Linked DNA regions of Homo sapiens: region 2 is linked to region 1. Evidence: read pairs that join two places in POLR2A ChIA-PET (ENCODE). Cell type or tissue: PC-9. All regions are shown on one strand. Each heading gives the region's core, and the rest is flanking DNA. Links, peaks and the distances in the headings are about the cores only. Region 1 overlaps USP2-AS1 (USP2 antisense RNA 1). Region 2 has its middle 11 kb from the start of GRIK4.

Region 1 (8,678 bases), core at 508-8,507:
AGCATCACTGGCAACAGCTGGGTAGTCCCAAATCGGACCCAGGGGAGGGTGCTGAGAGTGACTGGCCCCATCCAGATGTGCTTCAACAGCTGGCCTGCCTCTCTGTGGGGAAGCCAAGCAGGAACACCTCTGTCCTGCATCCCTTCCACCCATATAGCAAAGGCTGAACCAGGAAAGCGGCAGGGAGAGGGCCGGCCCCTCCCCCAAGGAGCTGGGCCCCAGAGCCGCTCTGCCACCTGCCCCCTCCCCAGTGGTAATGAATTGCAGGGAAACGCTGCTGAGAGGTGTCAGAACAATTTCTATTAAACATAATTTCCTAATGAAAAGGTTACGACGGAGCCCGGTGGAGCTAATCAGGATTGAATGTTCACTCCAGCCACTCTGAGGGAGGGGGCTCAAGGCCGGTTCTTGGTTCCACCAGGTCTGGGATGGAGGGAGGAGGCCCTGGGGAGGGGGAGGCCCTAAGCAGCTTTGGATGCCTCCCGCCCCAGGTCTGCACATGCTGTTATTGAGAGCGGACCAGTGCCAGGCACTGTGCTCAGTGCTGTCCATATGTCATCTCATATCAGCCCCGCAAAATTGATACAATTGTTCCCATTTTAAGGATGAGCAAACTGAGGCTCTGAAAAGCCACATGACTTGCCCAAGGTCGCATCCTTAGAAACTAGGAGGCAAAGCCAGGGCTGGGCCCGGGTCTGTCTGAGGGAAGCCGGGCTGCACTGCCATCCTCCCTTCTCACCTTCCAGGGTCCCGCTCACCCTGTGTTGGCAAAGGCCTCTGAAGAGCAAATGCAGCCCTGATCATGGGGCAGGGCTGGGCAGCCCCGGAGCAGCAAAGTCTGTGTGACTCCTGCCAGGTATCCCTCTGTGCATACCCCGCTGTCTGTAAGGAAACTGGTCACCGACTCTAAATGGTTCTGTGACTCCTCCAAGGCTGGCCTGGATCCCTGCTGAGCCCAGAAGGGGCATGTTTGTCAATACAACCAACTTGGGTGCTGAGAGCCCTTTGAGGCTGTAAACAGGGGGCACTCAGCCTGTGCGCACCCCCTTTCTGGTCCCAGAAATTGTCCCCCAGTCAACCCTGCCACTGAGCAGTGTGTCCCCAACTCCTCCATTGCCATAGATCTGGAATTCTAAATTCCTACATCAGGGCTGTACCACAGGTGGGGCCCAAAACTAAGAGAAAGGAGGAGGCCTTTTTAGAATGTCCAGAGACTCCTCCTAAGCCCTCGATTATAAACTCTTTAGAAATGGCCTTGGCCCCTGCTGGTGGGAGGTCGGGGATGGGGGGATGGAACAGGAAGGGCAAACAGGGTGCAGATCTGAGGCTGAATGGTAATGAGCCCTATTCTCATGCAGTTCAGAGGCTTCAGATACCACCAGGGTCCAGTTGGGGACAGTTTCAGGAACAGTGGGGCTTTGCCCTGCTAGAGCTTCTGCTGATGTTGAGATACCTCTTTGGAGGGAGAGGATATTCCAGGTGTGACCTTGGGGATGGATACAGGCCCTTAAAGACTGCATCTGAAAACCCTCCAGGAATCTCATCACCACCCATATATGCTGGGGAGATGGGGATGAGTCTAGAGGAGGGGCCCACACTACAGATTCTACCCTCCCCCACCACCACTTCCCATCTACACCTACCACCACCTCCCCTGCCCCTCCCTGACCATCCTTCCACCCATCTGATGAGCGCCTCACCCCAAGCAGGGTGCATCTCCCCATCCCTCATTACGATGAAGCTGTCACCGACTGCCACACGCTTTCCCTGGACCTTCAAAGCTGGGAACAGTATGAAATATGCAGCCGCCTTCCCAGCTCCCGCTCCCCCCACCCTTGGCTCCCTCCCTTGAATTGCTCCACACAGATTAAACTCAGATGTCGCAGCTCTGACTCAGGACATTCAATGCTGCTTCTGCCTCTAGGCAAGAGGCACTCACTTCCTGGTGTCTGGGGTGCCACGGACCCAGGCCCCTCCACACACACATCCGCCCCATAAGGCCATCTCATCTAAGCCCACTTAGACAGAAGACTTCCTGGCAGGGCCATCCAGGTTTTCGCTGAGAACAACAGTGGTTCTCAAAGTGTGGTTTCTGGACCAGCAGCATCAGCATCACCTGAGAACTTGTCAGAAATGCAGATCCTCAGGCTCCACCCAGACTTCTAGAATCAGAAACTGGGGAGGGAACCAGCAATTTGGGGTTTAATGAGCTCACCAGGCAATTCTGATACATGCTTCAGCTTGAGAACCATTGATCTAAAGCTGGGTTCAGTCAATATCGAGTCAACTAGACGGAGGTCCCCTGGGAGCCCAGGACTGTGCTAAGACTGGCAGGGAAGAAAGCCACCACCTTCCCTGCACGGGCCTGATCAGTGGCAGGCAGCAGGCTCAGCCAGAGAATGCTGGAGGCCACAGAGGGTGCGAGCTGCACACCCCGTGGCAGGGAACAGAGACTCCAGGAGGAGGAGGGGAATAAAACTAAATGTAAATAATGGGGCCAAAATGTAGGCATGAATGGGGGCCAGTAACTCCAGCAGGCCTCTTTATGCAGTGCAGTTACTTACCAAGTGCTGTCATATTCTCCCTCTCGTTGGGAGAAGAGTGGAGCAGGAGGGATTATCCCCATTTTACAGGGGAGACAGTAGAGAGGAGAGGCGCCCTATCCCAGGCTTCAGGGCAGTCAATAAGGAACTGGGCTCGGTTCCTCTGACTCCCATTCTAGCGCCCTTTCCAGGCCGGGGAAGCTGTGGGAGGGCCTGAGCCTAGCAGTTGGCAGGATCTGGAGGAGCTGAGGGAGGTTTTGGGAAATCCTGGGGGGTCGGCTGGAGAGGAGGCAGGAGTCAGGGGGCATCCTGGCATCATGCCTGCTGCCCTCATCATCATCCACAGCACTGCCTTCCTCATCAGTGTCCCAGCTAGGACAAGTTTGCCACAGCTACAAGTGACAGAAAGCCAAGGAGGAGAGGCGAGTGGAATTTGGCAGGAAAGAGGGAGCAGCCCATCTTCTTGGGGAGGAGGGTCCTCATGAGGGCCTCAGGCAGGTCCCTCTGGCTGTGGGCAGAGGACCCAAAGGATGGAGAAGGGAGGCAATGGAGGCTGCAGCCAGTGGCCGGGCATGGCCTGGACTAGGATGGTGGCTGTGGGGAAGGAAGAAAGTGGCGCAGGAGGAGTGGAGGGCCAGTAGATAGACACACGGGCCGCACCATTGACCCTGGGGAATGTCATATGTCTTCTCCTGGCCGCCATTCTCCCCATTCCCCTTCTTCATGTCATCTCACAAGAGCAGGCCCCTCAGGAGGAACCCGCCATGGGAGAGAAGAATGTGACTCCGCTTTGCAAGTTCTCTTCTCTCCCTGAGCTTTCCCCAGTGTCTGGCCTTGGGCACAGGGAAAGTCCAGACCAGCCTATGGGGCCATCCCCATCCCATCTGCATCTCCCAGCCTTGGTCAACCTCTCTTCCTCACCTCTCACCTCAACCCCCACTCATCCCTCCTGACACTGCACCCCACACTGCCTGTGTCCCCACCGCCTGCACCTCACCTCCTTTAGAAAGCCTCTCCCCTCACCGTCCCCAGCCTCTAGGACTCAGCAGCCACAGGACTTGTATTTCATTCCCAGCTCTTCTACCTGTTATCTTTGTAATGGATACAAAGGCCCTTCGGCTTCCTCAGCCCCGCTCAGTGAGTGTTGTGAAGGTCAGCGAGGGGCCTGGTAATGGTAGGTGCTCAGGGTCTGGTACTTCCTGTGCTACCCGGGCCTCCTCAGCATCTACCTACAACTATGTGAATCATATTCCACAGAGACAGGTGGGCCTTGCCCCTATGAAAGTTTCCTCCACTCTTCACTCCCCACCCACACCAGCATGCAGCGTGGACCAAAGGCACAGGAGGCAGGAGCCAGAGCCTCTCGGCAGGTGGTGCACAGTGGGAAGAATTCAGAGCTCTCCATGGCCCACCTCTATGTTTTGCCTTGTAAATGATGATGACATCTTCTCTAAAGACTTTCCCTCTTGGGAGAATATCGTCAATGCTGACACTGACATGAATTTGTCTGATGGTGAGGGCGGTAGGGGCACACAGCCAAGTTCCTGGAGAGCAGGGGCAGCACAGGACACATCTCTCTACCCACAGCGCTCACCACAGAGGCTCTGCCACATTCATAAGGAGGGAGAGAAGAGGGGATGGGCCAATCCTTTGCCCAAGATCAAGTCTTTAGGGCTCAGGTTCATTCGGAAGTTAGGGTAAGAGGTGAACTTCAGACCAGTACTCGATTGGAGACTAGAAATGAGAATAGGGTTTAAGATTCATATTAAGGAAGGGATGATGATTCGAGCTGTACTTCAGATTGATATGGATTCAAGTCTAGATTCTGGTGAGAGTTCTGTTTAAGGTGGACTCTAGGGACTAGGTTATTGTTAGCCCTAAGGCTCAAGCTAAAATGCATCTTAGCATTAGGTGTGTCTGAAAATCCTGGGGCTTGCAGCAAGGTTCAGTGCTGTGGGCTGGGGCAGAAGCTCTGCAGGTGACAGGCCTGACAGCCAGCTGGAGAGGTAGGTGTGGCCAGGCAGCCAGGGCCAGATAGGCTCTGAGGCCAGCACCGTGGACAGCTCCAAGGGAAGCACCTTAGTAAGCCAAGAAGCCACTGAGATGTTCCCAGCTGCCAACACTGACCCCGGGAAGACCAAGATGGCACCATATCCTCCAGGGAGTTGGGGGTCTCTCATCTTTGGGTCTTTGTGTTAACCGCAGAATCATTCTCCTCTTAGACCCTATATCCCCTGGGCCTAAAATCGGATTCTAGTTGAGAAAGCTCTGGTTTGGGCCTTTACAAGATGACCATTTTCCTAAAAATCAAAGTTCTTCAAATTCAACCCTTGACTACCAGATTCACTCCACTTTGCATGGCATAACTTATTTCTCTGATTTTTCTTTCTCATAGAGAAATCAGGGAGCTCCTCAAACATGACTCTTCTCTCCCTCCTCGCATCTTCCCCTCATCTCTGGAGCCCTCAGAGGTAGAGTGGGACACAGGTGAGGGGCACTTGGGCAAGCAGTGCACAGAGTCTGATTTCCTCCCAGCCCTGGCCAGACAATCTCCTCTTTCCCTTCAATATTGCCAGATGCCATGTCACAAGAAGAGGTGCTACGGAGCAGCGACAGGCTGAAGGAAATCAGATACTGCCCACACTCAGCCCCATGTCCTGCAGGTCATAGATAGGCAGGACTTCCAAAGCATACCAACCCAGCCCCTCAGAATAGGGGACAAGGTCACCAATGTGAACTGACCACCTACTTTGTGCCAGACCTAGTCAACATTATCTCATTGCATCATAAAACCAGCCCGAGTGTAGTAGGTGAGATTACCCCCTTTTAACTGATGAAGAGACTGAGGCTCAGAGAAGTTAATAACCTGTCCAGGGCACCTCATTAGCAAACAGAATACCTGGGATTTGAGACCAAGTCTGCCTGACCCTAAGCCTGTTGACACAAAACCTTTACTTTTTCCACCATACCATGAACTCCGGTTGTTAGAAAGGCCTTAAAATCAACTTGGCAAGAACCCTCTGCCTTTGTACCAGATGACATCATCCATCACTAATTCTGGCCTGGGTCTCCACAGGTATAACTGTGTCTCTTGGATGCTGAAGGCTGGGAAGAGGGGCTTTGTCATCCGCCCAGGGTGGTCCTCCCTCTAGGGCTTGGAAGCTCAAGTGAGCAACCCCCCTGGTGGGCAGGTGAACCTCATGGTTCAGGCGGTGGCCAAGCAGTTCAGCAGCGTGGCTTCCTCTGAGCCATTTCCCCCAACAGGGCACCTTCAGAGGACAAATCTGCATGTGCCAGGGGTACTGCCTGAAATCACCCCCTAGGGAGGGAAAGTGGAAATGGTCCCTGAACCCCTGACTCCAGCTCTGGGGAATCTAGCCCGCCCCGGGAGGTCACCTGGGTTGGGAGCAAAGGTGAGGCAGCCTCAGCGAACCAGAAGGCACCAGGCTGGGAGGCTCTGGGGGAGCAGCGAGCTGGAGCCTGGCGCTCCTCCTGTCCCTCTGTAGTAATTAACAGGCCTTTGTTCCTGTCCCTGATCTCGTCTGGCAGAGCCTTAATCATCCTCTTGCCTGCAATGAGCAGCCTTCTCATTAGGGCCTTAAGAACCTCTATTATAAACATGTAAATGGAACTCAACGAGGAGGGAAATATTTGACTGCTCCAATTTCCTTTGTGCCGCTGCCAGCTCTGGGCTGCGCACGCCCGTGATTTCATTGCTCAGCAGCCAGGTGCCAGCCGCTGCCCCCACCGCCCCGTCACACAGCTCCATCTTCTCCGATTGGAATTTAATTACCTTCACCAGCGAATGTTTGGAGAACCTCTCTCCATCAATTGATTCTGAAGTCAGATTTTTATTCCGAGATACTTAATGGCACTTGGGCTGATGGAAGCCTGGGAGCAGGTGGACCTGGGCCACAAGGAGCCCTTTAACAACAGGGTGAGGAAGGGTCATTGCGGATATTCCCCTGCCTCTGAGCAGGTCAATATTTCAGGCACCCCAGACAGTTGGAAGTATCGCATTCCTGAGCCTCCTGCTGGTCTGGACTGGAAGTTCTTTCTGATGTCTGCTTGATGCTGGGTGAGCCTTTTTTTTTTTTTTTCAAAATTGTAGTTTAGCCCTTGATGAAAAGGAGGAGCCCCTTCACTGCCTGAGAAAGAAGCTGATGATAGGATCAGCCTCTCCTAGGGGTGTGATAGCTCTTGCCTGTCACGGATGAGATGGACGTGTGCTCCCTGCAGGCCCGTGCAGCTGGGGCCTGTGGCGCCCCCAGGATGGTGAGCCCTTCTTGTGCAGAAGTCTCCCTGTGCCGAGTCCTCCTTCGGCACACAGTAGATACCTAGACATTCACTGCCCCCGTGCCTTTCTTTTCCTTTTCCAAATTGGAATCTCTACTCTGCTCATTCTTCAATGCCCAGATCACTTCCCTCCTCCACGAGGCTGCTCTCTACCATCAGGCCATAGTGATCTCTCCCACCACTAGCTTCAGAGCATGCTGTCTGCCCACTGTTTGTCCATTTAATGGATGTCACCTGCGTGAAACAGGGCCTTATTGGCCCACAGTAAATCATAGGCATAGGTTGCATATGTTGCCCAATTTGAATAAATGAGTGTCACTCCTTCAGGGTGCAGACTTCCCTTTCACTGCTGTATTCCTCACTGCCCTCAGCACAGTGCCTGGAACATTCAAGAAAACTGGGTTGCTGGGGTAGCAGGTAGGTAGGTAGATGGGTATTCTGGTCAGAGGACTGCAGTTGGTGGGGTGATGAAATGGTGGAAGGGTAGGCTTGTTAGCTGATTGGTTGGTTGGTGGATGAGTGGCATATTGGTTAGTGGGTTGCAGAGTTGGTGGGGAAGCAAGAGAACAGGTGTGCCAGTTATTACTGAATTGCGTCTCAGCTTCACATGTACTCTCCGGGGTCTGGTCTGTGATCGTGGAGCTAGACCCTGTCGATATTTCTCTTTAACCAGCTGGCTCCATGTTCGGCTTTCCCAGGAGACGGTGCTGGAGGAGCAGCACAGGACGAGGAAGGGCTTCTCTTGCAGGCTCCTCAGTGAGGTGTCCCGCAGCATCCAGCCTCCTGCAGCAGCCCAGAGAGTGGCCTGCCAGAGAGTTCCACCCACACCGGCACTTCAGCAAACTTTCCTGCAGCCAGGGCGCCTCGGCTGTACCATCTCTAACAAGGTTTGGGTCTCAGCCCTGGGTGTTGGGGTTGCGGGAAGACGCTTCCAGGTTTCTTCCTGCCTTCGATGCTCGGCCTCAGCCCTAGAGGTAGAAGTGTTCCTTAGGTAGGCGATCTCCTGTCATGGTTAGTGGGTGATCCCCTGTCATGGTTAGTGGGTGATCTCCTGTCATGGTTAGTGGGCGATCTCCTGTCACGGTTACTGGGTGATCTCCTGTCATAGCTACTAGGCGATCTCCTGTTATAGTTACTAGGCAATCTCCTGTTATGGTTAGTGGGCGATCTCCTGTCATGGTTAGTGGGTGATCTCCTGTCATGGTTACTGGGTGATCTCCTGTCATAGCTACTAGGTGATCTCCTGTTATGGTTACTAGGCAATCTCCTATTATGGTTACTAGGAGATCTCCTGTCACAGTTAGTGGGCGATCTCCTGTCATGGTTAGTGGGCGATCTCCTGTCACGGTTAGTGGGCGATCTCCTGTCACGGTTAGTGGGTGATCTCCTGTCACGGTTAGTGGGCGATCTCCTGTCACGGTTATTGGGCAATCTCCTGTCACGGTTAGTGGGCGATCTCCTGTCATGGTTATTGGATGATCTCCTGTCATGCTTAGTGGGTGATTTCCTGTTATAGTTAATAATTCTTTATATTAAAGCTTTCTGTTCACAGCACTGTGTAGCTTCTATCTCCTGATTGGACAGTGTGGTAATGAGTTGGTTGGTGAGTTGGCTGATAGGCTGGTTAGTGGGGTGGTTAGATGGTGGAAGAATAGGCCGGTTGGTAGATTATCTGGTTGGTGAATTGGTATGTTGCTTAGAAGGTTGCTGAGTTGGTGGCATGGCAGGGTGTAGGGTAACAGGTAGAGTGGTGGCTGATGGATTGGTGAGTGGGGTGTGGCTTGGCTTGTTGGTTGGTGTACTTGGCTGGTTGATGGGTTAGTTGAAGGATGGGGTGAT
Region 2 (8,678 bases), core at 412-8,411, 1.0 Mb before region 1:
ATACTAGAAGAGATACCTTACCAGTGAGCTGCAATTATAACAAAGGTTTCCTTTATAACAACAGTTAACATACACTCATTTCCATCTTGTTCTTCCAGATTCCAGGCAAAAATCTTCATTTTAAAACAATTCAGTTATCTTAATTCGGAAAAGACAAAAGGGAAATGTAGTAGCTATCTTCAAATACTTAAGATCTTTCTTACGTTGCTCCACAACCAGGACCAGTGGATAGAAGTTACAGAGAGGCGGCCGGGCACGGTGGCTCATGCCTGTAATCCCAGCACTTTGGGAGACCGAGGCGGGTAGATTACCTGAGATCAAGAGTTCGAGACCAGCCTGGCCAATATGGTGAAACCCCATCTTTACTAAAAATACAAAAATTAGCCGGGCATGGTAGCACGCACCTGTAATCCCAGCTACTCGGGAGGCTGAGGCAGGAGAATTGCTTGAGCCCGGGAGGCAGAGGTTGCAGTGAGCCAAGATCGTGCCCTGCACTCCAGCCTGGCCGATAGAGCGAGACTCTGTCTCAAAAAAAAAGAAGTTACAGAGAGGCCACTTTTAGCTCAAATAAGAAAGAATTTATGAGTTGCCTCAGGAGATAATGAGCTCCCCAGCCCTGGAAGTATACAAGCAGATGGATGGCCATCTGCCAGGGCTGCCCTAGAGGGTATTCCAGCAGTAGATTAGGAGGTTGAATGAGGTAACTTCCATCTGTAAATTCTTGGATTCTCTCAGTCTGTCTTCTTGGCCCAAGGCTAAAAGGAAATTTGGATCTTTGGAGAAATGTAACACTTATTGTTGAAAGTAAAAACTTGCCTTATGTTTTTGGACCTTTTTCTTTAGATGTATGGGTGCTTTTCTTTAAATGCAGCGAAGATACTTAATACCAGAAAAGGCAATAATTACTTAAGTGCTCTATTGACAAAAGTAATATTATTGACACACTGAAGTGTTACTAGGTAAATAGCATTAATGGCCTTTTTTAAAAAGGATACATTTACATGAGAGGAAGACAGTTCCAAAATAAAACCAATCTGAATAGATGAACATCATGTTTGTTTTTTAAAATGACTTCTTGTAACACACACATGCATATACTTTCAGGAATGAAAACAGTAAGTAGAGTAAAAATGAAAACGTGTCTCTATATATTGCTTTATGCTTCCATGTCAGACTGCACCTCCTGCCAGAGGAAGGATGGTTTTCTTCAAGCATTTTCCAGCATTAAGCATTTGGGTAAACTTCAGCACACACGGCAGGGTGCGGTGGCTCACGCTGTAATCTCAGCACTTTGGGAGGCTGAGGCGGGCAGATCACATGAGGTCAGGAGTTCGAGACCAGCCTGACTGACCAACATGGTGAAACTGTGTCTCTACTAAAAATACAAAAAGTACCCGGGCGTCGTGGCGGGTGCCTGTAATCCCAGCTACTCAGGAGGCTGAGGCAGGAGAATCACTTGAACCCGGGAGGCAGAGGTTGTAGTGAGCTGAGATTGCGCCACTGCACTCCAGCCTGGTGACAGAGCTAGACTCCGTCTCAAAAAAAAAAAATCCAGCACACACAATAATACCTTGTTCTTCTGAATACAAACTGACTCCAAGCTACCCTCCCCCTCCACCCTTCTGAGGGAGTACACTGCTTTTAAAATGCTAATTAATTAGGCCCCCTGTTGAGGTGTATGGTTGACTTAAAAATTTGGCTGGGAAAGAGGAATAGAGAAATTAAACTGAAAAACAAAAGTTGAAGAGGTAGACCCAGCTGAAAATACCTATATACAAATACCTATACAGTTAATAACCAAGTAAGTCTTATCTCTCCCAACCCCAAAGACAAGATTTTTATTTTTGGTAGCGATAGAAGGGTCTGTTTTATGGTGTAGTTGGCTAAAGAAGTGGGTGGGGGAAGGGAGAAAAGGTTTATTAAATACTGGAGGCTACTCCCAGGACTGTGTTTTCAACCATCAGTTGAAGGTAGTGAACAATTACTCCGTGGCTCCTAGGTGGCAGGCACTGTCCTCGATTTTTGCTGGTGTGGTTCCATTCCCCAAGAACCAGCTCACTCCAGTGAGACCTACACAGGCAACATTCCCCTGTGCACTCCCTTAGTGGCGGTCCCCACTAATTCCAGTCCTCAGCTCAACACTGTTGCCTCTGCACCTTACTCATTAACAACATAATCAATCCGAATGCACAAGTAAATGCATTTGGATACATATCTTATTATTTATTTTTTTTTTTTTTCAGATGGAGTCTCGCTCTGTCACCCAGGCTGGAGGGCAGTGGCATGATCTTGACTCACTGCAACCTCTGCCTACTGGGTTCAAGCAATTCTCCTGCCTCAACCTCCCCAGTAGCTGGGATTACAGGCAGCCGCCACCACACCCAGCTAATTTTTATATTTTTAGTAGGGATGGGGTTTCGCCATGTTGGCCTGGCTGATCTCGAACTCCTGACCTCAAGCGATCCACCTGCCTCGGCCTCCCAAAAGGCTGGGATTACAGGAGTGAGCCACTGCACCCGGCCCTGGACGTAGAGCTTATATATAAATTTGAACTAATGAGTAGTAAGCATTCTGAGGATAAATGTGCAAAGCACATCATGGTTTACAAAGTGCTTTCACAGCCATCATCATATTTCTCATTTCAACCCTGAGTTGTGTTATCCTCGTTTCAAAGATAAGAAAATTTGTATTTATTTTTAATATTATTTGTTTGTTTTGAGACAGGGTCTCACTCTGCTGCCCAGGCTGGAGTGCAGCGGTAGTATCATAGCTCACTGCAGCCTTCAACTCCTAGGCTTAAGCAATCCTCCTGCCTCAGCCTCCCATGTAGCTTGGATCACATGGGTGTGCCACCACACCCAGGTAATTTTTTGATTTTTTGTAAAGATGAGAGTCTCACTTTCTAGCCCAGTCTGGTCTCAAACTCCTAGGCTCAAGTGATCTGCCTGCCTCAACCTCCCAAAGTGCTGGGATTACATGTATAAGCCACCATGCCTGGCTGAAAATAGCTATTTAGTAGTAAATTATGAGCCTTTAAGTTGTATTTTCTGATTTGAAATCAAAATATTCCCCTTCCACTAGTTATATTTTAACAACCCCACCACCATCCTGATATAAAGAATCCGAGGTACAAAGTGATTCACCAAACCAAGCTGTGCCACTGAAATGAGCTAAAATCTACATTCCTGCTCCGTAAGGTTCCGGGCTCTTTTCTTGTAACTGAGCCAAGTCACCAGCTTTGCCTTGGGCCAGATGAAAAGATCAAAACATTCTTTGTAGAATGGAAAACATAGGTGAAATCAAAACAGCTGGAAAATTCAACCTATCACTTGAAATTTCAAGAGTAAAAATTAAGGTAAAAAAAATCAATCTTACTTTTAAAGTAAGTTCAACTGTATCTTTCTCTCTCTTATTCTGCGCCTTGTTTTATACATGTGCCTTGTTTCAGATGTGTCTCTCCCAGGGGCAGGGTCCAATTGTTTATCATTTTAAAATACAATATTTGGAAAACATTCCCCAGGATAACATACACCGTCCATTATACAGGTTTTAGTCACTAGGGCTGAAACTAAGCATCTAGACTCTGAGTCCAGACAGAACTGTGCTATTCTTTGTTTAACAGAGCACATGGTTGACATTTAATAAATGTTAGATAATAAAAATAGAAGCAGTACTTCAACATAACAATATCTGGAGAATCTCATTAAGCACAAAGTAAGGTAAACAAACCACCATCACACATCTGGATTTGCATATAAAAGCACGTTCTCCTTCCATTATAAAAGACAGGGACCTGCTGGACAGCATGTTTCACCCAACACCATGGTAAGAGAAGGGAAAAAAAGGTTATTTTGTTCAGCTCTCTTCCCTAATTATACCTTAGATCTGAGTAAAGAAAATATAGCACACATGATCAGAAATAATTTATCACTAAATAAATAGCAATGGAGTAGGGGGTTAATCACATTATCAATAACATGGTGAGCAGAAATGGACAGATGGGAGCACCAAATTATTGACAACAGCATGAAACAGAAAAGGAAATTCAAAGCCAGAGGAGATGAGTCAAGAAATTAAACTTGGTTTCCATGTTAATTCAAAATTGTTTGGGAGCTGAAGGAAGAGGGAAGCAATGACAACTCCAGCAGAGAAACTGCTCATTAATATCCTAGCAAAACAATCCTCTGATAATAGGAAATATTATGATGTCTCCAGAGAAAAGAGAGAAATTCAGATTTACTCTCCCATGCATAGAGCTCATGGATGCTTTAACACAGTACATTCAACCAAGCTGAATAAATATCAACAAGAAGGTTAAAACATTGATTAGGGGAAATACTTCACATTACTGACATCCGAAAACAAACAAACCAGCTAAAAACAAAGCAGGCGGGGACGGGGGTGGGGGGGTGGGGGATGTAGGCTGTTTTATTCCTCTGGAAGTAATGCTGGTGATTTGTGGTTCCAGCTGCCCAGCAGGTGGCTTGAGGTAGGGATTGGGGAGTAGGAAGCAGAGGGAATGAGAGGTGGGAGGGAACATTTCCTTGGTGCAAAGCTATTGAATGCTGCTACTATTGGGTTTATTATGCTGTTTTATGAAGCGATACAAGAGATTACCCAAACATCTTCAGCTAACATCAAGACTGCACTGGACACCTAATAAAACAAGTAGCTTGGCCGGGCGCTGTGGCCCACGCCTGTAATTCCAGTACTTTGGGAAGCCGAGGTGGGTGGATCATTTGAGGTCAGGAGTTGGAGACCAGCCTGGCCAATATGGTGAAATCTGGCCTCTACTAAAAATACAAAAATCAGCCGGGGGTGGTGGCAGGCGCCTGTAGTCTCAGCTGCTCGGAAGGCTGAGGCAAGAGAATCACTTTAAACTGGGAGGCGGAGGTTGCAGGAGCCGAAATCGCACCACTGCACTCCAGCCTGGGCGACAGAGCGAGACTCTGTCTCAAAAAAAAAAAAACCAAGAAACAAAAAACAAATGGCTTGTAAAAAATTGCCAAATCTTCTAGATGATTGAATCTATATAAATCCTCTCCTGTCTAGCCTTTTGGTGTCATATCACTTCATAATACTTGTCTAATCTTAGCCAAAACAAGGATAAGAAGTTGGAGGTTACAGCAAGAATTTAGGAAGGGACTCCTCCTTATGTTCACATACTTAAAAAATGGTCTTTCTCTTTCTACCTTTAGTTACCAAAGAGCATGGGGGTGCTGGGAAAGGTCAGCCCAGCTGCCTGATGCTAAATAAAACTGCTCTCAACTCTCAGTATCACTGCATCTCTGAAGGTGGAGGGAAAACATGAAGCTTCCCTGGTGTCTTGCCGGCCATCGTGCAGTTAAGACCCCAAGGCGCCTCATCTCTTTTGCCACACTGTTCACAGACATCTTGAAGGGAAAAACGAAATTGCTGGCAAGTTGGCATAATGTCAACGCATCAGTAGATCCCACTGAGATTCTTTAAAGAAAAAAAAAAACCATACATTTTCACAGCTTATCCCAACTGTCCTTGCCGTATGTTCCTGTACGCGGTAGACTTTTTGGACTATGAGGAAATCAAAAAACAAAGTGTAGCAACTGGCCAGTTGTGGTGGCTCACACCTGTAATCCCAGCACTTTGGGAGGCTGAGGCTGGAGGATCGCTTGAGGTCAGGAGTTCAAGACTAGCTTGGTCAATATGGCGAAACCCCATCTCTACTAAAAATACAAAAATTAGCTGGATACGGTGGTGCATGCCTGTAATCCCAGCTACTTGGGAGGTTGAGGCAGGAGAATTGCTTGAACCCAGGAGGTGGAGGTCGCAGTGAGCTGAGATCTCACCACTGCGCTCCAGCCTGAGTGACAGAGCGAGACTCTGTTTCAAAAACAAACAACAGACAAACCAAAGTGTAGCAACTGACCTCTTATGAGGTATTTTATATTGTGAGGGGCAAGCAAGAAATAAAAGACTAATTATGACCGAATATAAAGTATTTACTAGCTGCTGGGCACGCCACGTGCATTGTTTCATTTTCGTCAATGCAACCCTGAGGAAGGTACTATTATTAACTCAGTTTTTGCAGATGCTGAAACTGACGCTTAACGAAATTCACTTGCCCAATGTCACGCAAGTCAGTAAGTGGCAAAGCCAGCACTTTCTGATGTCGAGAGACCATTCTTCCTACCCACTATGCCACATACACCAATTAGAAGTCTCAAAAAAATAGAATGGGTTATTGGGCAAAAAGATAAGTTCCCTAAGACAGAAGATGTTCACCCATCTCCAGTGTGAGTAGAGAAGGGACAAAGGCACTGAGTCACTCAGTATGAGGACACAGTAGGTGATCTCTGAGGTACTTTTTTTCTTCCACTTAAAAAATATATAATTCATATGCCATAAAATTCACCATTTTAAAGTGTACGACTCCGTGGTTTTTAGTATATTTGCAAGGTCATACAGCCATTGCCACTAATTCCAGAACATTTTTGCCACCGCCCCTGAAAAAATTCCAAATCTTTTCATTACCAAATATCCATGAACACCCTCCCCTCTCCCCAGTCCCTGGCAACCACTAATCTACTTTCTATTGGTTTTCCTATTCTACATATTTCATATAAAGGAATCATACAATATGTGGCCATACAATTGGGGACCGCCTTCTCCACCTAGCATAAAGTTTTCAAGATTCATTATGTCGCATGTTATCTGTACTTCATTCCTTTTTTAAGGGCAAAGAATATTCCCCTATATGAATATACCACATTTGGTTTCCCCAATCAGTTGACAGACTCTAAAGTACTTTCAATTCTGAGATTTTATGACACAGATTTTATGCACACAATTGTGGATTATGTCCTTAATCCAACTGAAACAACACGAATGACAACTTGATTTAGCTCTGGAACTGTATTTGCCACATCTTGCTAGACATCTGTAAGTTGAGACAACACTGCTACCTAAAACTCAACATGGCCAAAATTACACTGATTTTCCCCTCAAAGCCTATCTCTGCTCTATGCTTTCCCAGTTGTTAATCAATCTCTTTGGTTCACAGAAAGTCTTGTTTTTTAAACTCCTCCCTCTCCTTATGCTACATATTAACTTACATGCTAACATCTGTAATTTCTACCTCAACTACACCATTTTTCCCCTTTCTGTTCCTACTTTACCAAATGTAAGCCTCTTGTTCAGATATTATCACTCTGCTAGCCTTCCTGCCTCCCAACTCTCCTTTGCCTGCTTTATTCTACTTTAGCATAATTCAGCTGCTGAGTTAATCTCTTTAAATGTTTAGTTGTGTTCAAGTCATTCCCAAGATCAAACACCTTGAATGGAATGCAAACTTCTCAGAATTTCTGCCCCTTAGTCCAGTGTAGATAACTGCAATTTAGGGAGGGAGAAAAGCAGAAAATTAATATTCATGTACTTGTCACTACTAGGCTGTAAACACCTTTAAGTACAGAAACTATTTCTGCAGCCGGGTAAAAAAGACAAGCTTTGGTGGAAGACAGACCTTATCTTGAATCCTAGCTGTGCCACTGGGAACATCATAATCACTACTAGCTTCAGTTACCTGCTCTGTAAAAATGGAGAAAAACCACTTACCTTATGAGGTTTTTGTGAAGACAGGAGTCATGTATGTAGTGTACAGCACCTGACACATAGTTTGTACTCATTAAGTTGTAGCTAATATTTTTATTTTTTATTTTATTTTGATTGCTGGGCTGGAGTGCAGATCATGGCTCACTGCAACCTCCGCTTCCTGGGCTCAAGTGATCCTCCCACTTCAGCCTCCCAAGTAGCTGTGACTACAGGCGCACATCACCTCACCTAGCTAATTTTTCTATTGTTTGTAAGATGGTGTTTCACCATGTTGCCCAAGCTGGTCTTGAACTCTTGGGCTCAAGTGACAAGCGATCCACCCTCCTCAGCCTCCCAAAGTGCTAGGATTACAGGCATGAGCCACCATGTCTGGCCAGCCATTATTTATTTATTTATTTATTTATTTATTTATTTATTTATTTATTTATTTTCAGATGGAGTCTTGCTCTGTCGCCAGACTGGAGTGCAATGGTGCGATCTCGGCTCACTGCAACCTCTGCCTCCCGGGTCCAAGTGATTCCCCTGCCTCAGCCTCCCAAGTTGCTGGGACTACAGGCGCCTGCCACCACGCACAGCTAATTTTTTGTAGTTTAGTAGAAACGGGGTTTCACCCTGTTGGCCAGGATGGTCTCCATCTCCCAACCTCTTGATCCGCCCGCCTTGGCCTCCCAAAGTGCTGGGATTACAGGCGTGAGTCATCGCGCCCGGCCAGCTATTACTTTTAATACTCATCTTGGAAGTTTCCAAAGTACATTTCAGACTAAGGGAAAAGCAAAGGTGGAGTCCCGGCCTAGAATGTGAGGTGGGGAGACTTGGAGGAGCCTAAGCCTTACTGGGGAAGAGGGCTCACGATGGACAGTAGAGGGAAATGAAGCTGGCCAAATTATGATCATCTCTGAAACAAAGCGGAGTTTAATCGATACAGTAGTAACCATAGCCACTGCAGGTTCTTGGGCAGGCAAGTGGCACAATGAAAGGAATGTTTTGGAGCAAACCTGGCGGGTAGTCATGCATGACAGGCTGGAGAGCGGAGGAGGCAGCAATCTATGCAGGTGTTTTAGTTACATGGAGCTGTGCCGCAAGATAACCTG

Evidence for each region. ChIA-PET counts read pairs that join two places held together with the same protein. Peaks named below come from ENCODE experiments on the same cell type or tissue, not always from the same donor. Only the 100,000 strongest peaks of a DNase experiment are listed, where the experiment ranks them.
Region 2: POLR2A ChIA-PET joins it to region 1 with 6 read pairs; 2 of 35 experiments call an interaction of 5 or more read pairs at or near these places.

The regions. Positions count from the first base shown.
Region 1 is chr11:119,489,839-119,498,516 of GRCh38, reverse strand. All of the region lies in intron 3 of USP2-AS1 (USP2 antisense RNA 1), which reads right to left. Among named protein-coding and RNA genes, the nearest start is that of THY1, 71 kb to the right of the region's middle. RefSeq lists an enhancer at 1-447. In PC-9, for the core only: CTCF peaks have their summits at 6,327 and 6,531; a DNase peak (open chromatin) is centred at 4,566; H3K27me3 peaks cover 7,620 bases.
Region 2 is chr11:120,496,670-120,505,347 of GRCh38, reverse strand. No RefSeq gene overlaps it. Among named protein-coding and RNA genes, the nearest start is that of GRIK4, 11 kb to the left of the region's middle. RefSeq lists enhancers at 1,572-1,631, 1,842-1,901. In PC-9, for the core only: no CTCF peak of the experiment used is centred there; no DNase peak of the experiment used is centred there; H3K27me3 peaks cover 532 bases.